2 separate regions of the Homo sapiens genome follow, and region 2 is linked to region 1. Evidence: chromatin loops called from intact Hi-C (ENCODE). Cell type or tissue: dorsolateral prefrontal cortex. All regions are shown on one strand. Each heading gives the region's core, and the rest is flanking DNA. Links, peaks and the distances in the headings are about the cores only.

What was found. A loop is a pair of places that touch in the nucleus more often than their neighbours do. Peaks named below come from ENCODE experiments on the same cell type or tissue, not always from the same donor. Only the 100,000 strongest peaks of a DNase experiment are listed, where the experiment ranks them.
Region 2: it touches region 1 in a loop (2.2-fold over the local background); 2 of 110 quality-filtered maps call a loop at or near these places.

What each region holds. Positions count from the first base shown.
Region 1 is chrX:74,009,649-74,021,403 of GRCh38, reverse strand. All of the region lies in intron 3 of JPX (JPX transcript, XIST activator), which reads right to left. Among named protein-coding and RNA genes, the nearest start is that of JPX, 71 kb to the right of the region's middle. In dorsolateral prefrontal cortex, for the core only: CTCF peaks have their summits at 5,597 and 5,802 (motif pointing right); a DNase peak (open chromatin) is centred at 5,803.
Region 2 is chrX:73,958,255-73,970,009 of GRCh38, reverse strand. The region is part of intron 2 of JPX (JPX transcript, XIST activator); the gene reads right to left. Among named protein-coding and RNA genes, the nearest start is that of JPX, 20 kb to the right of the region's middle. RefSeq lists enhancers at 2,955-3,518, 4,085-4,649. In dorsolateral prefrontal cortex, for the core only: no CTCF peak of the experiment used is centred there; a DNase peak (open chromatin) is centred at 6,092.

The DNA.
Region 1 (11,755 bases), core at 1,623-9,622:
CTGCATCTATAGAGATGAACATGGTTTTAGCTCTGCTTATGTGATAAATCACATTTTTTTCGTAAGTTCTGTATGTTGTACCAACCTTGCATCACACAAATATAGCCTCCTTAATCATGGGGAATTTGCTTTCTGATATGCAAGTGGATTAGGTTTGCTGGTATTTTCTTGAGAATTTTTCCTTTTAAGTTCATCAAGGATATTTGTCTCAAGTTTGTGTTGTGTCTCTGCCAAGTTTTGGTATCAGGATCATGCTGGCTTCATAAAATGATTAAGGGAGGAGTCCTTCCTCCTTGATATTTTGGAATAGCTTAACTAGGAATTTCACCAGCTCTTTCTTACATATCTGGTTGTATTCAGCCATAAATCCATCAGGTCCAGGTAGGGTTGGTAGGGTTTTTATTACTGATTCAATTTCAAAACTGGTTAGTTATTTCTTGTCTGCTGCTAGCTTTGGAATTAGTGTACTCGTTTTCTAATTCCTCTGTTTGTTATATTAGCTTGTTAAATTGAGATATTGAACTTGTCCATTTCTGCTTTAACTTCATTATTTATGCCAACATAATTAAGGATCAAGTTGCTTAATTTCCATGTAATTGTATAGTGTTGAGTAATCTTCGTGTTGATTTCTATTTTTATTGTGCTCTGGTCCAAAGATCTGTTTAGTATGATTTTGCTGTTATTTGAATTTGGTGAGGATTGTTTTATGGCCCACTGTGTAGTCAACTATAGAGTATGTGCCATGTGCAGATGAGAAGAATGTGTACTTGGTGGTTTTGGGTGGACATTAATATGGATGTCTGATAGGTCCATTTGGTCAAGTGTCAAGTACAGGACTAAAATATCTCTTAGCTTTCAGCCTCAGTGATCTAATAGTGTCAATGGGGTAGTGAAGTTTCCCACTCTTATTGTCTGCTTATCTAAGTCTCTTCATAGGTCTGTAGGAACTTCTTTTATGAACGCGCATGATCCTGTGTTCAGTGCATATATAGTTAGCTCTTGTTGAGTTGAACTCTTCATGATTATATCTTTCTCTGTCCTTATTGACAATTGCTGTTTTAAAGTCTATTTTCTATGAAGTTAGAATAGCAATCTGTCCCTCCTCCTTTTTTCTGTTTGCTTGGTAGAATTTTCTCCATCCCTTTACCTTGAGTCAATGGGTGCCATTACTTCTGAAATGGGTTTCAGGAAGACAGCATACAGTTCGGTCTTTTTTATCCAACTTGCCTCTTTTTATCATTTATTAGGACAGTAGTCTATTTAATTTCAAACGTAACACTGATATGTTTATATTTGATTCTGTATTACTATTAGCTGGTTGCTGGTTAATTGTGCATTTGGTTTATAGTGTCAGTGGTCTGTGTACTTAAATGTGTTTTTTTGGTGGCCAATAATGGTCATTCCTTTTCATATTGAGCACTCAGTTAAGGACCTCTGGTAAGGCAGGTCTGGTGGTAATGAAATGCCTTGGCACTTCCTTGCCTGTAAAGGATCTTATTTCTCCTTCACCTATAAAGCTTAATTTGGCTGAATATGAAATTACTGGTTGGAATCACTTCATATTAAAAACGCCGAATATAGGTATCCATATCTTCTGGCTTCTAGGGATTCTGCTGAAAGGTATGCCGTTAGCCTGATGGGCTTCCCTTTGTAGTTTACCCGGCCCTTCTCTATAGTTGTTTTGGACATTTTCTTTCATTTCAATCTGATAACTGTCTGGGGGACAGTATTTTGCAGTGTTCTCAGAATTTCCTGAATTTGAATTTTGGCCTCTCTAGCAAGGTTGCAGAAAAACTGATGGACAATAAACTAAAAAGTTGCTTGCTTTCTTTGCCTCTTTCAGGAATGTCAGTGACTCATAGATTTGAATGCCATATTTCATAGAGATTTTGTTTAGTTTTTAAATTTTTTAAAATATTTGTCTGACAGCTAATTCAACTAAATAGTCTTAGAGCTGAGATTCTCCTTAGCTTCATCTATGCTGTTAATACTCCCAATTACATTATGTAATTATGTAGTGTGCTTTTCAGCTCTACCAGATTTTAAAATGGCCATTTCAGTTTTCAACATCTGTATTGTTTTATTGTGTTCCTTAAATTCCTTAGATTAGGTTTCAACTTTCTCCTGAATCTCAATGATCTTCATTCATACCCATATTCTTTACCCTGTGTCATTTAACCCATCTCAGCCTGGTTAAGAACCTCTCCCAGAAAGCTAGTGTGGCCCTTTGGAAGTTAGAAGACACTATGGCTTTTCAAACTGCCAGAGTTCTTGCAATACTTCTTTCTCATGTATGTGGACTAATATTCTTTCCATCTTTGAAGATGCTGTGCTTTGTATGATGTTTTTCTTTAATCTTCTTCAATGCCCTTGGGTTTTGATTGAGGTGTAAAGTGGGTTCAGTTGACTGGCTTCATTTCTGGAAGATTTTAGGGGGCCAAGGCTCACCTCAGGATTCCTGGGCTGCATGCTCTAACTCTGGGGAAGCAGGGTCAAGAAAGGACGCTGTGTTCTCTGGTCCCTCAAGGTTAGAAACATGCCGAACTGGAGGGGCGGATGTGTTCCTGTTACGCTGCCCACAGTTTTCAAATAGGGGGTGGTAGCCATACTATTTCATTGGGTTGGTGGCAGTGGGATCCAGGCTCACTTGCTCGTGCCAGTAGCCTCAACAGCATGGAAGAGTGTACATGTGTCAGATGGGGAGGGACACTGGAAGAGTAGGGTTTAACATCGTCCATGCTAGAACTCATGCCACTGGCTGCAAATATGAGGCCCTAGAGGAGGCTAGTTGCTGCCACCCATGTGCACATTTGCACTTGGGGCAGAATGGTAGGTGTGGAGTTGCTGGTGCCCATTCGCACCAGTAACAACAAACAAGGGGCGAGGTTACCGTTGTTCATGCACACGATTGCACGAGTGATGGCCCAGCAGGAGCGGGATTACAAACACCTATAAATACATTTGTGCTGGCAGCACTCACTCAACCTGTGGAGCCTGGGCTGTTGGAGCTCTCTGATAGGCCAAGTTTAGTTTCAATACATGGATTTCTGGTTTGTAGATGTTACATTGGTGTATGTATATGTATGCAAGTCACATTCGGTTTTGGTTAGTGTTACGTTGTCATATAATTTTAAGTCAGGTAATGTGATGACTCCAGCTTTGTTCTTTTGGCTCAGGATTACTGTGTCTATTCTTCGTCTTGTTCCTATTTCTGTGAAAAAATAACACTGGCATTTTGAAACTATAGATTGCTATATGTAGTATGGGTTTTTAACAATATAACTTCTCCCGCTAAATGAACATGCAGTATCTTTTCATTTACTAGTGTCCTCTTCAATTTCTATCAATGACTCATAGTTTTCCTTGTAGATACATTTTACTTGATTGGTTAAGTTTCTTCCTATATATTTTATTTGTATCTGTTGGGATATTTATAATTCTCCCTTTCTAATATGAATGCCCTTATTTGTTTCTCTTTTATACTTGCTCTGACTAGAACTCCCAGTAACATGGTGAACTAAAGTGCTGAACATGGGCATTTTTAATGTCTTCCAAATCTAGCAGTATGCTTGTCAGTTTTCCTTGCTCACAAGGACAGTGTAAGTTCAACTGCCAGTCTGTTGAGATATCTTAACTCTATACCCAATTTTGAGATAATTTTTAATAAAATATTTAATTTATAAAATACTTTTTGGACATCCATTACAACATTATGGTTGTTGACTTTGTTATACGACATAAAACTAATTGATTTGCATAGCTTGAACAATCCATGCATTCCTAAGATTAATCCACCTTGATAAGTATGAATTATATTTTTAGTGTGTTGTTGAATACAGTTTACTAGCATTTTCTTCTGGATTGTTCCATCTGTGTGAATCAGACATATTTGTCTTCTGGGGTTTATTGTTGTTTGGGGGTTTTTAGACCTTTTCCTTTAGTTATCGGGGAAACACTGGCCTTGTAGAATGAAACTGAAAGTGTTTGCTCCTTTTCCATTCTTTCAAATTTTGCTTAGTTGGTCCTCTCGTCCATTCTTCTTTCCTCCCTGTATTCCATTAACTAATTTTTTTCTGATAGTATATTTTAATTCCTTGCTTTTATTTTCTGAGGTTTTTGCATGGTTGTTGTCATGCGGCTTGCAAAAACCATCATATAACCAATAATTTTAAATTAATGACAAGGTATCTGTAGTCACAAGGAATGACAAGCAAAGAGAAAACCAAAGAACTCCACACTTAATCTCCACCCTACATGCTATGATCTTATCTTTGTTATGTTTATCTATCTCTAATATTTTTGTAGTTATAATTTTAATAGAATTACCTTTTAGTCTTCTTCCTGCTAAAAATATGTTTACATACCACAATCACAGTATTATTCTATATTTATGTACCTCCTTTTTCTATGAGTTGTAAACATTCGGATGTTTTCTTTTTGCTCATTAATGTCCTTTCAGACTGAATTACTCTTTCTAGCATTTAAGACAAGTCTGATGTTGACAAAAATTCCTCAGCTGTTGTGTGTCTGGTAAAGTATTTATTTTTCAAGTTTGAAGAATATTTTGCTGAATTTGATATTCTGATTTGGCAGGTTATTTCCTTCAGCACTAAATATGTCATCATACTCCCTCCTAGCCTGTAAACTCTTCACTACCGGATGTATCAGAGCTCATTTATACATTATTTGCTTGTTTTCTTGCAGCTTTTAGGACCATTTAAATTTTTCTCTACCTCTGAACATTTGATTGTTACATTCCTTGGCAAAGCCTTATTTTGGTTGAATCTGCTTGTTTTTGTTTTTTACTGTCTTCTACCTGGGTAATCACATCTGGATATACACATACATAGCTCACTGCAACCTCTGCCTCCCTGGTTCAAGCAATTTTCGTGCCTCAGCCTCCCAAGTAGCTGGGACTACAGGCGTGAGCCACCACGCCCAGCTAACTTTTGTATTTTTAGTAGAGACGTGGGTTTCACCATGTTGGGCAGGCTCGTCTCGAACTCCCGACCTCAGGTGATCCACCCACCTCGGCCTCCCAAAGCGCTGGGATTACAGGCGTGAGCCACCATGCCCGGCCTACTTCTCTAAACTTTCAACTCCAAACTCTCCCTCTTTAAGAATGGTAACTCTGAGGTTTGTGCTTTCAAGATTATTTTCTTCACCTTGTACGCATGCTTCATACTTTTTTGTTCTTTTTGCTTCTTTCTGCACTCACTGTGCATTTTCATATAGCCTGTCTTTAATAATACTGATTCTTGTTCTGCTGGATCAGTGCTGCTGTTGAGACCTTCTGGTGCATTTGTCCATTCAGTCATTATTTCTCAGTTCCAGTATTTCAGTTTGGTTATCTATTGTTTCAGTATTTGTTACATTTAATAAATTACTGAATTGCTTTCCTGCATTATCATGGTGTTTGCTATTTTCCCAAAACGTTTCTCCTGAATTCTTACCCTGACATCACACACATCACCATCTCATTAGGGTCGGTCAGTGGCTACTTCCTTTGTATATTTTAGATCATAGTTCCTAGCTATTTTGAGTTTCCTGTATGAGAGGCAACATAACTACATCGCTCCAAAACTAGATCCCATAGTCCTTTTGGAGATGTCATGTCTCCTGGATGGTCTTATGCTTGTGGAAGTTCTCCAGTGTCCAGGCATTTAAGAGTTAGGTATTTATTCCAATCTTTGTAGTCTGCTACTTCGTAGCTGCCCTTCTTCACAGGGCGTCCCAAAAATTAAATGTGATTGTGTTGTTTTATCTAAGAATGTGGTCACTGCAACCATTTCATCACTAGAGGGCGCCCTAGGACCAGGAACACAGCCAGGCTTAAAGCCTGGCACATACACAGCACTGGTGGACTTGGGGAATACCAGGGTAGAACTGCCTGGGTTACTAGGCAAATTATCCCACTGTCTTCTATTTCGTTCCCCCAGTTGGAATAAGCCTCTGTGTACTCAGGTGACAAGAGTTGAGGAAGGGTTACTAAAGTCCCCTACTATTACTGTATTGCAGTTTCTCTCGCTTTAGGTCGCTTACAGTTTGCTTTATATATTTTGGTGTTCTGCTGCAGGATGCATACATATTTACGATTTTTATACCCTCTTCCTGAATTGACCCTTCATAAGTATTTACTACATAATACTTTTTTGTCTCTATTCACACCTTTTCACCTAATAAATATTAAGTGAAAATTTTCTGTTATCTGATACAAATACAGCTGCTATTTATTGGTTTCCATTTGAAAACTTTTTGCATCCCTTCACTTTTAGTCAATGTGTATATGTAAGTTAATTTTTTACATGCAGCATATAGTTGGGACTGACTATTGTTATTATTTTGAGACAGAATTTCGCTCGTTGCCCAGGCTGAAGTGCAATGGCGTGATCTTGGCTCACTGCAACCTCCGCCTCCCGGGTTCAAGCTGTTCTCCTGTCTCAGCCTCCCGAGTAGCTGAGATTACATGCGCATGCCACCAAGCCCGGCTAATTTTTTTGTATTATTTTTAGTAGAGACGCGGTTTCATCATATTGGTCAGGCTAGTCTCCTGACCTCAGGTGATCCGCCCACCTAGGCCTCCCAAAGTGCTGGGATTACAGGCGTAAGCCACCACACCCAGCCGATTTTTTAAAATATCCACTGAGCCACTCTCTGTTCTTTTTAGGGGGATCCTAGATAATACCTATCAATATTATTATTGATAGGTAAGAAATCACTATTGACATTTTGATTGGTACTTTTTTGTCGTTTTCCAAATTATTTCTTTCTTCCTTCTCCCATTGTGGTTAAGTGACTTTCTTTGGTAGTATCTCATAGATAAAAGTATTTTTAAACCGATAATAATTTTCATCATAAGGAATATAAACAGCCAATCAATTTTATGCTTTAATTCAATTCCCCCACATTTTGACTTTCTCATGTCTATTTTTAAATTGGCTATATTTTATGATGCTGCTATAGTTACTTTTCATAGACTTGCATCTTACTCCTCGTATTATGGATATAAGAGGCTTACACAAAACAAGCGTATTAATTTATTCTGCATTTGCCTATGTATTTGCATTGGCCACTGAGTTTTGTAATGTCAAACTTTTTCTCTTTGGACGTTAGCATAATTTTCTTCAGGATAAAGAACTTAGCATTTCTTGAATGACGAGTCTAGTGATGAATTCTCACCATGTTTCCTTTTCTTTTTGTAAACGATGTTATCTCTCAATCTTTCAAGGAAATCTTTTGTGGGTACAGTATTGTTGGTTAACTTTTTTCCTTTAGCACTTTATGTCACTTCACTCCCTCCTGGTATGTACAATTTCTGATCAGAAGTCTGTTAACAAACAAATTGGAAGTATATAATGTTATTTGCTTTTCTCTTGCTGTTTTCAGTGTCCTTTCTCTTTGTAGTATGTTTTTGAGATGATTATATATATATATATATATATATATATACACACACACACACCTTGGGGTATTCTTAATTAAACTGAATCTATTTGGTCTTTAACGTTGTTGTACCTGAAAAGTACTTTCCTCTACATTTGGAATGTATTGTTATTTCATTGAATAAGCTTTACTGCCCTTGCTATTCCAAAACTACCACTTGAACACCAATGATTATTTAATTTGCTGTTTGGACGTTATTCTCTATATCCTGTAGCTATTCTCTAGGCCTTTTCTATTTCTTTAATCTCTACAGATTCTCCAATACCCTATCTTTAAGATCACTGTTTTTTTATGCTTGATCCATTCTGCTAATGACATCCTCTAATAATTATTTCAGTTGAAACAATTATTTCTCATTTGCAATATTTGTTTGGTGTATTATTTCAATCTCTTCAAGTTTCTAATACATTCTTGGATTCCTTTTCTGCATTATCTTGGGTTTTGCTACATTTCCTTAAAATTGCATTTATGAATTCTTGATTCTAGAGTTCAAACATTACCATCTCATTAGGGATGGCAACTGGCTCCATGCTTTCTCTGTTCAGGGTAGTCATGGTTATTGGCTTGCTGCTGTTTCTTGTAGACGTATGCCTACAGTTTCACATTGAACAATTAATTATATATTTATTCCAGTCTCAGCTGTCTAGCTTTTTTTGGTCTTCCTAGAGTATATTTTCTTAGATATTATTATTTGTAGTTCCCTGTCAAGACTACTTAATCCGTGAGTGCTGCCTGTTTTAGATTTGACTCAGCTCTCACAAACATTTGGAGCATTGCCCATCCCATATAGGGGTCCCAAAGTCAATCCTCTGGCTGTGCAGGAAGGTTGGATAGGCATTTGTGCAAAGAACTATGAACTCTGCCTACTACATTATAGTGCTGCTGAACAGCCACTCTGACTTGGCATCTATGTTGTCTGACGTAAAGAAAATTTTCAGGCTGGAGTTGTGAATCTCAACTGGCCCAATTGTCTTTCACTGCCATCATGGGATTTTCTTTCTACAAGCACACACAATACTTCCCATGTTTTAAGCTATTAACAGCTTTTCAACAAGAGAAGCCAAGATGGTGAAGAAGCTGTGTGCCAAAATCTCACATTTATCCCATGTTGAACTGGTGAATGTCGATAAAATTTTCCACACATGATGGCAGGCACATAGGAGTCTCATAAATACAGAAGAAGCCTTTTATCATCTGCTCCAAGTTTTTCACTTCTCTGTAGTCTGAGGAAATGTCTCAGCCTCGGATTTCAGTTCTGGGATATAACTTGTGATAATATTGGTGCTGGATATATTACTGAGGTTCTATGGGGGTGAGTAAAACCAGAGTGTTTTTACTCTGAGATTTTGGTGACCCATTATGTTCTTGATGTCACACCTTACATATATTTATATCACATATGGCTAAACAAATTGTTGTAATTATTAATAGTTTTGTAGATGGACATCATGGCAGGTGCCCATAATACCGTCTAATCAGAAGGCTGAGGGGGGAAAATTGCTTGAGCCCAGAAGTTTCAGACCAGCCTGAGCAACATAGCAACAGCCATCTCATTAAAAAAGTTTTGTGTATTAACCTTAACAATAAAGATATACGTTATTTGTACACCACCATTACAGTATACCAGTACTGTGAATTTGAGTTACTTACCTTTTACCAGTCAGTTTTATACATTCATGTTTTTGTGTTATGCATGAGCTGCTTCTTTCAATTTGAAGAATTCCCTATAACATTTCACTTGTTTTAATGAATAATGAGATAAAAAAGGTTAAGTCTTCAATATCTGTGGATCCGTTAATATTTTCAGTTTATTTTCCAGATATATTAAAATTCTGTATAGTTCCATCCAAATATTGGAATTTAGGAATCATCCCAGATAATTTTCCCTGTCCTTTATTTCTCTGTTCCACCCTTCCTTTGGTAAGTGTTCACATTATTTATCATTTTTCTTTCTCTTGCTTATAAGCTGTTACTCTCCTGTATTAAAACCATTCTTCTAGTTGCTTTACATATTTACATATTATGTTAAAATAAAGACTCACAAAATGCTGCAAATATAGTACCGTTTACACATACCACTCAATTTTCCCCAGTGGTGATATTTTCCATTAACATTGTACAATATCACAACCAGCACATTGTCATTGGTGAAATGTGCACATTTACATGACATTTTATCACATGTATACATTTTTGTAACCACTGCATGAATCAGAATGCAGAACTCATCCATCATTAAAAACGTATCCCTTCCACTAGTCTTATAATCACATACAACCCTAACTTCTACCATCCCTAACAGATGAATACGAACAATGTTCTCTAAACTATTTAACTTCATCACATTAAGATACATAAAAATAAGCATTATGTTACAACTTGAAATGGGTTTTTCCTTCAGAATTGAGAATCATCTAAGGCTTATTTGTATAGTAGTAGTTTATTCCTTTTAATTTTTGAGTTGTATTACACAATACGGAAATAACAGACTTATTTAACTGTTTACCTGGTGAATAACATGTGAGTTGTTTCCAGGTTCTGACTATTACAAATAAAATTTCTGTGAACAGTCAAGTGCAGGTTTGGTCTACACATAAATTTTCATTTCTATGAAATAGGCCATGACAGCAATTGCTAAGCCTAACTAACTGTATGTGTGTGTTTAGCTTTAAAAGAAATTGCCAAATTATTTTCCAATGTGGTATACAGTTTTATATTCCCATCAGCAATAAAGATTCAATTTTTTCTGCATGCTTCTCAGCCTTTGGAATCATTATGTTTTAACTATTTCAGCTACTGAAATAAATCTGCTGTAGGCCAGGTGTGGTGGCTCACACCTCTTAATTCCAGCACTTTGGGAGGCTGAGGCAGGTGGGTCACCTGAGGTCAGGAGTTTGAGACCAGCTTGGCCAACATGGAGAAACCCCGTCTCTACTAAAAATACAAAAAAAAAAAAAAAAAAAAAAATTAGCTGGGCGTGGTGGCAGGCGCCTGTAATCCCAGCTACTTGGGAGGCTGAGGCAGGAGAATCGCTGGAACCCGGGAGGTGGAGGTTGCAGTGAGCTGAGATCATGCCACTGCACTCCAGCCTCGGTGACAGAGGCAGACTCCGCCTCAAAGAAAAATAAATCTTCTGTAATATCTCATCATAGTATTAATTTCCATCATGTCCTTATTGACATTTCCCTATCCTCAGGGGAATGTTCTTTCATGACTTTTGCCCATTTTCTAATTTAAAGCTTTGGATTTTTAATACTATCTTTTGAGAATTATGTAAATATTCTAGCCATAAGTCCAATGTTGGATATGAGATTTGAAAACAAAGGGCCGGGCATGGTGGCTCACACCTATAATCCCAGTACTTTGGGAGGCAGAGGCGAGCAGATTACCTGAGGTCGGGAATTCGAGACCAGCCTGACCAACATGGAGAAACCTCATCTCTACTAGAAATAACAAAAAAATTAGGCGGGCGTACTGGCACATGCCTGTAATCCCATCTATTTGGGAGGTTGAGGCAGGAGAATCACTTGAACCCGGGAGGCAGAGGTTGTGGTGAGCTGAGATCGTGCCATTGCACTCCAGCCTGGGAAACAAGAGCAAAATTCTGTCTCAAAAAAAATAAAAACAAAACATTTTCCATGAATATAGTTTGTATTTTCATACTATTTATGGTTATTATGAAAAAGTAAAAGCATTAAACTTTGATGTCCTTCCCTTTTTCAATTTATTATTTCCATTAATGAACTATCCTTTTGATGCTTTTTTTTTTTTTTTTTTGAGAGGGAGCCTAGCTCTGTTGCCCAGGCTGGAGTGCAGTGGCCCGATCTTGGCTCACTGCAACCTCCGCCTCCCGGGATCAAGAGATTCTCCTGCCTCAGCCTAGAGGGATTGGGATTACAGGCATGCGCCACCACACCCGCCTAATTTTTTTGTATTTTTAGTAGAGACGGGGTTTCACCATATTGGCCAGGCTGGTCTCGAACTCCCGACCTTGTGATCCGCCCACCTCAGCCTACCAAAGTGCTGGGATTACAGGCGTGAGCCACCGCACCTAGCGATGCTTAAATCTTCTAGTCCACAAATATGAGATGTCTTTCCACATATGTAGATATTCCTCAACTCCTCTGACAAATATTTTGTGTTATTCACAGTTCATGCTGAATTTCACTTTATCCCACAGTATTTTGCCTTAATAATATTGTAAATAAAAATGTTTCAATGATGTCACTTTTGACTTCTTTAATAATATATAGAAATACAACTGATTTTTGGATTGTAATCTTAAATCACAAAAACTTGCTGAGATGATCTT
Region 2 (11,755 bases), core at 2,212-10,211, 52 kb after region 1:
AAATATCAATGGAAAAGAATAAGCAGTCCGGAAAAATACCATGCAAATCTAGTTATTTTCAACACAAATGCAAAAACCATACAATATAGGAAAGATAAGCTCTTTTTGAGACCAAGTCTCGCTCTGTCGCCCAGGCTGGAGTGCAGTGGCACCATCTCGACTTACTTCAACCTCCGCTTCCCGAGTTCAAGCGATTCTCCTGCCTCAGACTCCCGAGTAGCTGGGACTACAGGCGCCTGCCACCACACTTGGCTGATTTTTGTATTTTTAGTAGAGACGGGGTTTCACCATATTGGCCAAGCTGGTCTCGAACTCCTGACTTCGTGATCCGCCGGCCTCGGCCTCCCAAAGTGCTGGGATTGCAGGCGTGAGCTACTGTGCATGGCCTGCAATCTCTTTAACAAAAGGTGCTGAAACAACTAGAGGACCACATACCAAAAAAAGTGACAACATATTACCTCGCTCATTCAAATATTAATTAAAATGGATCATGGACCTAAAGGTAAAAAGATAAACTATATGACATCTACAAGGAATAATGTGAAAACACTTGAGCATTTTTAGAAACTGTAATAAAGGTACAATATTAATGCTAACTGATAAAATTTTTACAGGAACTTAGGCAGTTATAAAACCACTTTAAATGTATAGTAAAGTAGAACAAACAAGTAAATATAGATAACAGGACTCAGTTTTCTTACTATTAGAGAAAGAAGTTTTGTTGTTGTTGTTGTTGTTTTGAGACTAAGTCTTGCTCTGTCACCCAGGCTGGAGTGCAATGGTGCGATCTCTGCTCACTGCAACCTCCGCCTCCTGGGTACAAGCGATTCTCCTGCCTCAGCCTCTCAAGTAGCTGGGATTACAGGTGCGCACCACTATGCCTGGCTAATTTTTTGTATTTTTAGTAGAGACGAGGTTTCACCACGTTGGCCAGGCTGGTCTCGATCTCCTGACCTCATGATCTGCCCACCTCGGCCTCCCAAAGCGCTGGGATTACAGGTGTGAGCCACAGCACCCAGACTGTTTTGTTTTTTTTTTTTTTTTGGAGACAGAGTCTTGCTCAGTTGCCCAGGCTGGAGTGCAGTGGTGCAATCTTGGCTCACTGCAACTTCCACCTCCTGTGTTCAAGTGATTTTCTTGCGTCGTGGCGCATGCCTGTAATCCCAGCTACTCGGGACACTGAAGCAGGAGAATCGCTTGAACCCAGGAGGCAGAGGTTGCAGTGAGCCGAGATTGCACCACTGCACTCCAGCCTGGGCGACGGAGCAAGATTCTGTCTCAAAAAAAAAAAAAAAACAAAAAAAATTAGCTGGGTGTGGTGATGGGCACCTGTAATCCCAGCTACTTGGGAGGCTGAGGCAGAAGAGTCACTTGAACCCGGGAGGCAGAGGTTGCAGTGAGCCGAGATCATGCCACTGCACTCCAGCCTGGGCAACAGAGCAAGACTCGGTCTCAAAAAATAAATATATAAATAAAATAAGCAAGTATGAGAGCTAATCTCAAATAAGAGTCAGATATCACTGTACATTCATGTTTACTTTAATGGACACATAGCTACATACATGTGTATGTAAAAATAATTAAATAGATCCAAACATTACTATGCATACATATATTTTCTAGCTTTCTGTTTAGGAGGTACAGAATCAGTGCTACCTCAGTAACTAAAAGGGCACTCAGTGCTCAGACCATGGTTTCTAAATGTATTTTTCAATAAAAAGTACCCGGGCTCCTTATTAAAATGGCTAAAAGTAAGGCTGGTGCAGGGAGAATACAAGATAAGCCTATACTACCTTGTACCAGAAAGTAAGCAATAGCTCCAAAAAAAAGATGTGGGATTATGTATAATTAACAAATTAATAATTATTCACGAATCCAGAATGATAGAAACAGATGACCAAATAAATAAGGGAGAGAAAAAAAATCTTCCTTAGAGAAAATTTCCCAAAAATAAATACATATATACAGGTAGATACCCCTCCAGATATGGAGGTTAATTCTGCTTCCCTTAAATGTGGACTAAATTTAGTAACTCACTTCCAAAGCATAGAGGATGGAAACAGAAAAACAGTAACTTTACAGTGGAGAAACCGGGCAACCTGAACTAAGTGATTAAGAGTAACATCCTCAGTAATAAGTAATGCTAAAATCGTGTATATATATATATATATATGTATGTATACATATATGTGTGTATATATGTATACATGTGTATATGCATACATATAGGTATACGTGCGTATATGCACACATATATGTATACGTGCGTATATGCACGCATATATGTATACGTGCGTATATGCACGCATATATGTATACGTGCGTATATGCACGCATATATGTATACGCGTGTATATGCATGCATTTATGTCTACGTGTGTATATGCATGCATTTATGTCTACGTGTGTGTATACATGTCTACGTGTGTATGTGTATACATGTCTACGTGTGTATACATGTCTACGTGTGTATGTGTATACATGTCTACGTGTGTATATGTATACATGTCTACGTGTGTATATGTATATATGTATATATGTGCGTATATGTATACATGTATGTATATGTGTGTATATGTGTGTGTGTATGTATACATATATATCCTGATATGAAGCTATGAGAATGGTATATCTGTGTGGTATTCTTCCCCAAAATTCATATCATTTAATCATGAGACTATATCAGACAAATCCAAATTGAGAAATATTCTACCAAATACCTAACCAGTACACTTTTTAAATCTGTCAAGGTCATGAGAAACAGGGAAAGACTAAGAAACCATGGGGACTATGATACTTTGGATTGCATTATGAAAAAACCATTCCAAACCAAATCATTTTTTTAAATTAGAGATATAAATCCAACAATATGAAGAAAATCACAGTAAATATAATGGGGCTTCACAGTAAGTGAAAGACAGTACCAGACTAGACTAGAAAACATCATCTGGTTCTGGTAGGTAGAGAGCTAGAGAGAGCATCACTTTCACCCTTACAAATAAAGAGGGTAGGAGAATAGGAAAGAAGTTCACAACTTTCCTTGAATCCCCCAGAGACAGGAGTCTTACTGGGGCCAACCAAAATCTAAGTTGTGGTGCCCCAAAGGAATGATGAGACACACCCCCGGCTTACCTGTGAAAGTAGATGCAACCAGACATCAGTAAGAGATCAACTAAAATGGTTGGTCAATTGGCAAAGGGTAAGTGTTAACTGGCAAGTAAGTATGAAGCCCAGGGTGGGGCAGCACAGAATTGAGAGGTCTGCAGACTATTCAGGTATTTTCTCCACTAACCCATTCAAGAGATCACACAAAAGATTGATGACAGTCTTGAGAAACTACCCTCAAGGTACACACCTGGGAGAGGGGAACAAAATCTGTTTTGGGAAGGTCAAAGAAATCTGTTCAGATCCTACTCCATCTACAAAACAAAGTCCTTACTCAGTGGGAGGAAGGGCAACAAACACTGTGGCCATTAGGATAGTTGTAAAAACTGTGACCCTGGGAGAATGAAATAGAGAGAAAAAAAAAATTAGCTATGAAGAAAGAGCAGAAATACACAATGGGTCCAAAATTACAGCAGGAGGAAGAGGCAGGAGTACTGAGTATAACACAACCACGAGACCCCAGGACACTGGTGCCTAAAACTAAGCCTTAATTAATAAAACAACAGATAGGGCACACTCCTGCCAACCAGTGACCAGGCTAAAAATGTCATATAGCAACACCAAGAGGACCACTACTGAGAAAGAAACAATAATGTGGAAACATTCTCTGAGACATAGCACAAAGGGAAGACTTAACCTTAGGGTGACATTTAGGAAAACCAGAGGCCATCTTCCCCTGCCAAACACCTTGCTTGCGTCACAGGGAAAACTGAGACAGTTTCCTTGCCCTCAGCTCCAGAGCAGCAATGCAGAGGTTTTGCCCGAGGGGAAAGGCAGGCTGCAATAACAGAGTTCTGAAGGTATCCCCAAAATAAATGACTTAATTTGGAACACAATGGGGAGAAAAAAAAGCCTAAGGATGTTCCCAATAACAATAGAGATTTGGGTGGTAAGCTATTAAGAGAAGATTAGTAACTACTTGAGAGCAACAAGCTATAGAAACACCAGCTAGAAGACAGCCAGAGACCCAGAGAAAAAGACAAATAAGAGCCTACCTGGGATCTGAGCCAACCTCAAAGGTTGGTCTCAAATACTATCTCTATAAAAGGGCCCAAATTTGGATCACATAGTTAGGCAATTTATGCCCCTGGACATGGTCAAAACCAATAGAGTAATCAGTCTGAAATTAGTGCAAACTAATGATTAGGTGAGATAACAGAGGCTGACAGATTAACAGAGAAATTAGAAAAAGACACTGAAAGACAGCCCTGCTAAAACCAATCATTCCATAGTGACTATGCTTATTCCCAAAGCTGTCCCACTAAAGAGGGACACCAAAGGATGTACACTGTAGGTTAAAAAACACATCACAGCCAGGCGCGGTGGCTCACACCTGTAATCCTAGCACTTTGGGAGACTGAGGCGGGTGGATCACCTGAGGTCAAGAGTTCGAGTCCAACCTGGCCAACACGGTGAAACCTCCTCTCTACTAAAAATACAGAAATTAGCCAGGCATGGTGGCGGGCACCTCTAATCCCAGCTACTCTGGAGGATGAGGCAGGAGAATCGCTTGAACCCAGGAGGCGGAGGTTGCTGTGAGCCGAGATCGTGCCATTGCACTCCAGCCTGGGCAACAGAGCAAAAACTCCGTCTCAAAAAAAAAAAAAAAAAAAACCAAAAAACAACAACAACAAAAAAAACACTATAAGTTCTGGCAAATAACTAAACAAAGAAGTAAACAATACCAATGAGCCCCACAGTAGAGGAGGGGGTAGCAGTATCCAGAAATCACTGCAATATATTATCTAAAATTTGTAGGTTTCAGCAAAAAGTATGAGGTATTTTTTAAAAAAAGTGAGATTCATATAAGAAACCAAAAAGCAAGTAACAGAAAAATGCCTTGAGAAGGTGATATAGAGTTTACATTTGAGGCCCAAGACTGTTATACTTAAAAAGGCCTGCCTTCAAGGATGGCCCTTAGCTGGCATCTGAGAACCTGGATTTCAAGAGAGTTGCCACTATTCCCTGATAAGAATGGCTCACTGTGGCTAAACTGTATAAACAATGGGGTTTGTGCTGAACACCTGCTTTCCTTCCGCAAGCCTGGAATTTTGCTATGTGCTAGGCAAAGGGTGCCTGCATGACCAGCCCCCAATAAAAGCTATGGTCACTGAGCCTCTAATGAGCTTCCCTAGTAGACAACACTTCATATGTGTTCTCAGAATGCATTCCTGGAGAAATGAGGTATGTCCTGTGTGACCATACTTGGAAGAGAACACTTGGAGGCTTGCACCTGGCTCTAACAAACTTTAGCCCCAGACATCTTTTCCCTTCGCTGATTTTGCTTTGTATCCTTTCACAGGAATAACTCATATCCATGAGTACAATTATACGCCAGTCCTGTGGGTCCTTGCAAATCACTGAAACTACCCTTGTGCTGGGGCTCGCCAACGCAAAAGCACAGATCTCAAACACAGCAGACAAAGACATCAAGGAAGCTAATACAAACATGTTCAGAGAACTAAAGAAAACCACACTTAAAGAAGTAATGTGCCAGGCGCAATGGCTCACGCCTGTAATCTCAGCACTTTGGGAGGCCGAGGTGGGTGGAACACCTGAGGTCAGGAGTTCAAGACCAGCCTGGCCAACATGGTGAAACCCTGACTCTACTAAAAATACACACAAAAAAGAAAAAATATTAGCCAGGCCTAGTGGCAGGTGCCTGTAATTCCAGCTACTCAAGAGGCTGAGACAGGAGAATCGCTTGAACTGGGGAGGTGGAGGTTGTGGTGAGCCGAGATCGCACCACTGCACTCCAGCCTGGATGACAGAGCAAGGCTCCATCTCAATCAAACAAAAAAAACCCCAAGACCCTAGCAGGCAGAGACACAAGCAGCTGGACGTTGAAAGGAACACAGCAGCAGCAGAAGACACAAGCGGCTGGACGTCAAGAGGACGTCAAGGGGAGGATGCCAGTGGAAGAGCACACCAACAGATGCTGGCAGGCCATCAAATGACCGGTTGAATGACGTGGAGTTTGGCCTGGGCAGTCGGAGGAGAGCCTGGGCAACCAAGCAGCCTAACGCCAGGGGAAAACCCTATCTCTTCTGGCAACCCTATCTGTTGGAGCTACTTCCACTCAATAAAACCTTGCACTCAAGCCCACGTGTGATCCAATTCTTCCAGTACAACAAGGCAAGAACCCCAGGATACAGAAAGTTCTCTGTCCTTGCCATAAGGCAGGGGGTTTAATTGTGCTGACTAACACAAGCTACCTATGGACGGCTAAACTAAAAGAGCACCCTGTAACAAATGCCCACTGGGGCTTCAGCTGTAAACATTCACTCCTAGAGGGCCGGGTGCAGTGGCTCCTGCCTGTAATCCCAGCACTTTGGGAGGCTGGGGCAGGTGGATCACGAGGTCAGGAGTTCAAGGCCAGCCTGACCAACATGGTGAAATCCTGTCTCTACTAAAAATACAAAAATTAGCCAGGCATGGTGGCACACGCCTGTAATCCCAGCTATTTGGGAGGCTGAGCAGGAGAATCGCCTGAACCTGGGAGGCGGGGGTTGCAATGATCCGAGATCGCACCACTACACTCCAGCCTGGGCAACAGAGTGAGTCTCCATCTCAAAAAACAAAAACAAAATTCAACCCTAGACACTGCCGTGGGGTCAGAGCCCCGCAGCCTGCCTGACTGCATGCTCCACCTAGAGTTTTGAGCCAGCAGGCACTGAAGAAGCAATCCACACCCTCATCGCGTGCCCTGCGAGGGGAACAAGGGAACTTTTCCTGTCTCACTTCCAGCAGGGGAAGAACATACAACCATTTTGAAATACATAACAGCATTCTGTTCATATCAAGGCCTCCACTCAAGACAAACTACTTAATTAGAGCCTAACTGACCTGGAGAAAGGGAAATACCCATTACCTGCCCCTCTAGCCTTTCTCTTGGGGTAAAGGAACTACCCAACTCAGCCCCCTCTAGCCATCATATCCCATATAAGTGGAGGATAGAGAAGACTGAGAAGCAGTTGCAAAGTTCGCAGCCCAGGAGCACAGGCTAAGAATTAATCGTAGGTATACAGAACATTTCCACTTACCATACATCTTACCACCACATCACTAAAGGCCTGTGTACCGAAGTTCCTTTTACTCAATACATCATGTCTGGCTTTCAAAAAAAAAAAAAAAATTACAAGGCATTTTAAAAAGTAAAAAACATTGCTTGAAGAGAAATAGCAAGCATCAGTACCAGACAGATATGTCATGGGTGTTGAAATTATCACACTGGAAATTTAAAATAACTCCGATTTGATTAACATACTAAGGGCTCTAAGGAAAAAAGTAGACAATATGCAAAAATACATGTGTAATGTAAGCAGAGATGCAGAAAGAATCAAAAACAAATGCTAAAGATCTAAAACACTACAACAGCAATGAAGAATGACTTTGATAGACTCTGTACACTGGACACAGCTGAGGAAAAGAATCTCTGAACTTGAGGATATGTCAATAAAAACTCTCAAAACTAAAAATCAAAGAGAAATGACTAAAAAAAAAAAAAGAACAACAACAACAACCGGCCAGGCGCGGTGGCTCACGCCTGTAATCCCACCACTTTGGGAGGTTGTGGCAGGTGGATCACGAGGTCAGGAGTTCAAGACCAGCCTGGCCAAGATGGTAAAACCTCGTCTCTACTAAAAATACACAAATTAGCTGGGTGTGGTGGCAGGCGCCTGTAATCCCAGCTACTCAGGAGGCTGAGGCAGAGAATCGCTTGAACCTGGGAGGCAGAGGTTGCAGTGAACTGAGATCGTGCCACTGTACTCCAGCCTGGGCAACAGAGTGAGACCCCATCTCAAAAAAAAAAAAAAAAAGAACAGAATATTGAAGAACCGTGCAACCATAAAAGGTGTAACATGCATGTAACTGGAATAACAGAGGAGAAAAAATGGAAAAGTAGTATTTGAAGCAATAATGATGGAGAATTTTCCCCAAATTAATGTCAGACACCAAACTACAAATTCAGGAAGCTAAGAGAACACCAAACAATATAAATGCCAAAACAAACAAACAAAACTACACCTAGGCATATCCTACTCAGCCTGCAGAAAATCAAAGATACAGGAAAAAATCTTCAAAGAAACCGCCCAGTGGAGAAAAAAACACCTTACCATAGAGGAGTAAAGATAATTATATCTGACATCTCAGAAAACATGCAAGCAAGAAGACTGAAATACTTAAGAGTTTTTAGAGAGAGAGGAAAAAAAAAAACCTAGAATTCTGTACCTGCAAAATCATCCTTCAAAACTAAAGGAGAAATACTCTTTCTCAGACAAAAACAAATTGAAGGAATTTGTTGTAAGTAGATCTAGCTTGTCAGAAACGTTTTTCAAAAAAAGTTCTTCAGGGAAAAGGAAAACTATACAGCTCAGAAACTCAGATCTACATAAAGAAAGGAAGAAGAATTTCTTCTTGATCAGAAAAGGAATAAGTAAAGCTATTATAAAAACTTTTATTATTTTATTCTTAATTAATCAGTTAAGTTTGTTCAAAGTAAGAATACTAACAATATATTCAATGATTATAGTTTATGTACATATGAAATGAATGATAGCAAAGACACAAGGGAGAAAAAAGAGGAATTAGAACTATTTTGTTATTAAAAAGTACTTGCACTATCAATGAAGTAATGCAGTGTTACTTCAAAATGGACTTGTAAATATATATTGCAAGCTCTAGGGCAACCACTAAAAAAGGTAAAATAGACCAAATAGACCAATACCTTGAAAGAAACAAGGTGCCAAAACTCACAGAGAAGGAGAAAATAATATACACTATGAACAAGTGGGGTTTATATCAGGTATACAAGACTGGTTCAACATTTGAAAATCTACTAATGCAATCCATAATATCAGCAGGCTAAAGAAGAAAAACCACATGATCATTTAAATGGATGGAGAAAAAGCATTTCACAAAACCCAACTCCCATTCATAGTAAAAACAACTCAGCAAACTTGGAATAGAGGGGAACTTCCTCAACTTTATAAAGAACTTAACAACTAACAACATACTTAAAGGTAAGAAACTGGCTGGGCGCAGTAGCTCACGCCTGTAATCCCAGCACTTTGGGACACAGAGGCAGGCGGATCACCTGAGGTCAGGAGTTCGAGACAAGTCTGGCCAACATAGTGAAACCCTGTCTCTATTAAAAATTTAAAAATGAGCTGGGTGTGGTGGCAGGCACCTGTAATCCCAGCTACTAGGGAGGCTGAGGCAAGAGAATCGCTTGAACCCGGGAGGCAGAGGTTGCAGTGAGCCAAGATCGTGCCATTGCACTCCAGCCTGGATAACAAGAGTGAGACTCCATCTCAAAAAAAAGAAAAAAAAAAAAGGTAAGAAACTGAACACCTTTCCATTAAGATCAAGAACAAGGCAAGCATGTCTCCTCTCACCGCTCCTTTCCAATATTGTACTGGAAGTCCTACCTAATGAAATAAGACAAAAAAAAAGGAAATAAAAGGTACACACACTGGGAGGGAAGAACTCACACTGTCTTTGTTCACAGATAACATGATCATCTATGTAGACATTCCAAAACAATCAACCAAAAAAAACCAAGGTTCATATTCAGTAGCAAGGCCGGGCGCGGTGGCTCATGCCTGTAATCCCAGCACTTTGGGAGGCCTAGGCGGGGGGATCACCTGAGGTCAGGAATTCGAGACCAGCCTGACCAACATGGAGAAACCCTGTCTCTACTAAAAATACAAAATTAGCCAGGCGTGGTGGCACATGCCTGTAATCCCAGCTACTAGGGAGGCTGAGGCAGGAGAATCACTTGAACCTGGGAGGCGGAGGTTGTGGGGCGCCGAGATCGCGCCATTGCACTCCAGCCTGGGCAATAAGAGTGAAACTCCGTCTCAAAATATATATACACACACACACACACACACATACAGTAGCGAATTGCTTCCCAATATACCAGCAATGAACAGGTGGAATTAAAAACAAAATAGCATATACACTAGCAGCCCCAAAAATGAAATATTTAGGTATAAATCTACCAAAATACATACAAGATCTATATGAAAAAAAAAAACTACAAAAGTCTAATGAAAGAAAAAAAAATTACACAAATGGAGAGATATTCTATGTTTGTGGATACAAAGACAATACTGTCAAGATGTCACTTCTTCCCAACTTCATCTACAGATTTCATGCAATTCCAAACTCCCAGCATATTTGTGGATATCAGCAAACTGATTGTGAATTTTATATGGAGAGCCAAAAGACTCAAAATATCCATCACAATATTGAAGGGGAAATAATAAAGTCACTGCGCCAGGCACAGTGGCTCACGCCTGTAATCCCAGCACTTTGGGAGGCCAAGACGGGCAGATCACTTGAGGTCAGGAGTTCGAGGCCAGCCCGGCCAACATGGTAAAAGCCCGTCTCTACTAAAAATACAAAAATTAGTTGGGTGTGGTGGTGTGTGCCTGTAATCCCAGCTACTTGGGAGGCTGAGGCAGGAGAATCGCCTGAATCCAGGAGGCAGAAGTTGCGGTGAGCCAGGATTGTGCCACTGCACTTCAGCCTGGGCAACAGAGCGAGACTCAGTCTCAAAAAAAAAAAAAAAAAAAGAATAGTCACTGCTTGACTTCAAGACTTAATAAAAAGCTATGGTAATCCAGACAGTGTGAAATTGGTGAAGGAATGGATAAATGGATCAATGGAACAGAATAAAGAGCCCAGATAGAGACATAAATATAGTCAACTAATCGTTGAGAAAGAAGCAAAGGCAATACAATGGAGCAACAAATAGTGTTGGAATAGCTGAATATCCAAATGCCAAAAAATGAATCTAATACAAACTTTACACCCTTCACAAATATTAATTCAAAATGGATGCCAGACCTAAATGTAAAATGCAAAACTGTAAATAGAACTCCAACATTTGAGAAAATCTAGACATCACTGGGTATGGCAATTACTTTCTAGATACAATACCAAAAGCATAATCCATAAAAGAAATCATTGACAAGCTAAATGTTATTAAAATTAAAAAAAAATTACTCCACAAAAGACACCATTAAAATATGAAACGATAAGTCAAAAAAAATCTGCAAAACACATAACTGATAAAGGACTGTTACCTAAAACATACAGACAGCACTTAAAACTCAATAAATAGCCCAATTTTTAAAATGGACAAAAGATGTCAACAGAAATCTCGCCAGAGAACATATACAGATGGTAAATAAGAACATGAAAACATGCTCAACTTTGTATGTCATTAGGGAGTTGCAAATTAAACAGTCCCATTGCACACCTATTAGAATGGTGAAAATCCAAAACACTGGTAACACCAAATGCTGTTGAGATTGTGGAGCAACAGGAACTCTCATTCATGGCTGGTGGGAATGCATCAACAGTACAGCAATTTTGGAAGACAGTTTCGTGGTTTCTCACAAAACTAAATATACTCTTACCATATGAACCGGCAGTCATACTCCTTGGTTTTTTGTTTTGTGTTTTTTTTCTTTTTGAGATGGAGTCTCACCCTGTCACCCAGGCTGGAGTGCAGTGGCGTGATCTCGGCTCACTGCAACCTCCACCTCCCGGGTTCAAGCAATTCTCCTGCCTCAGC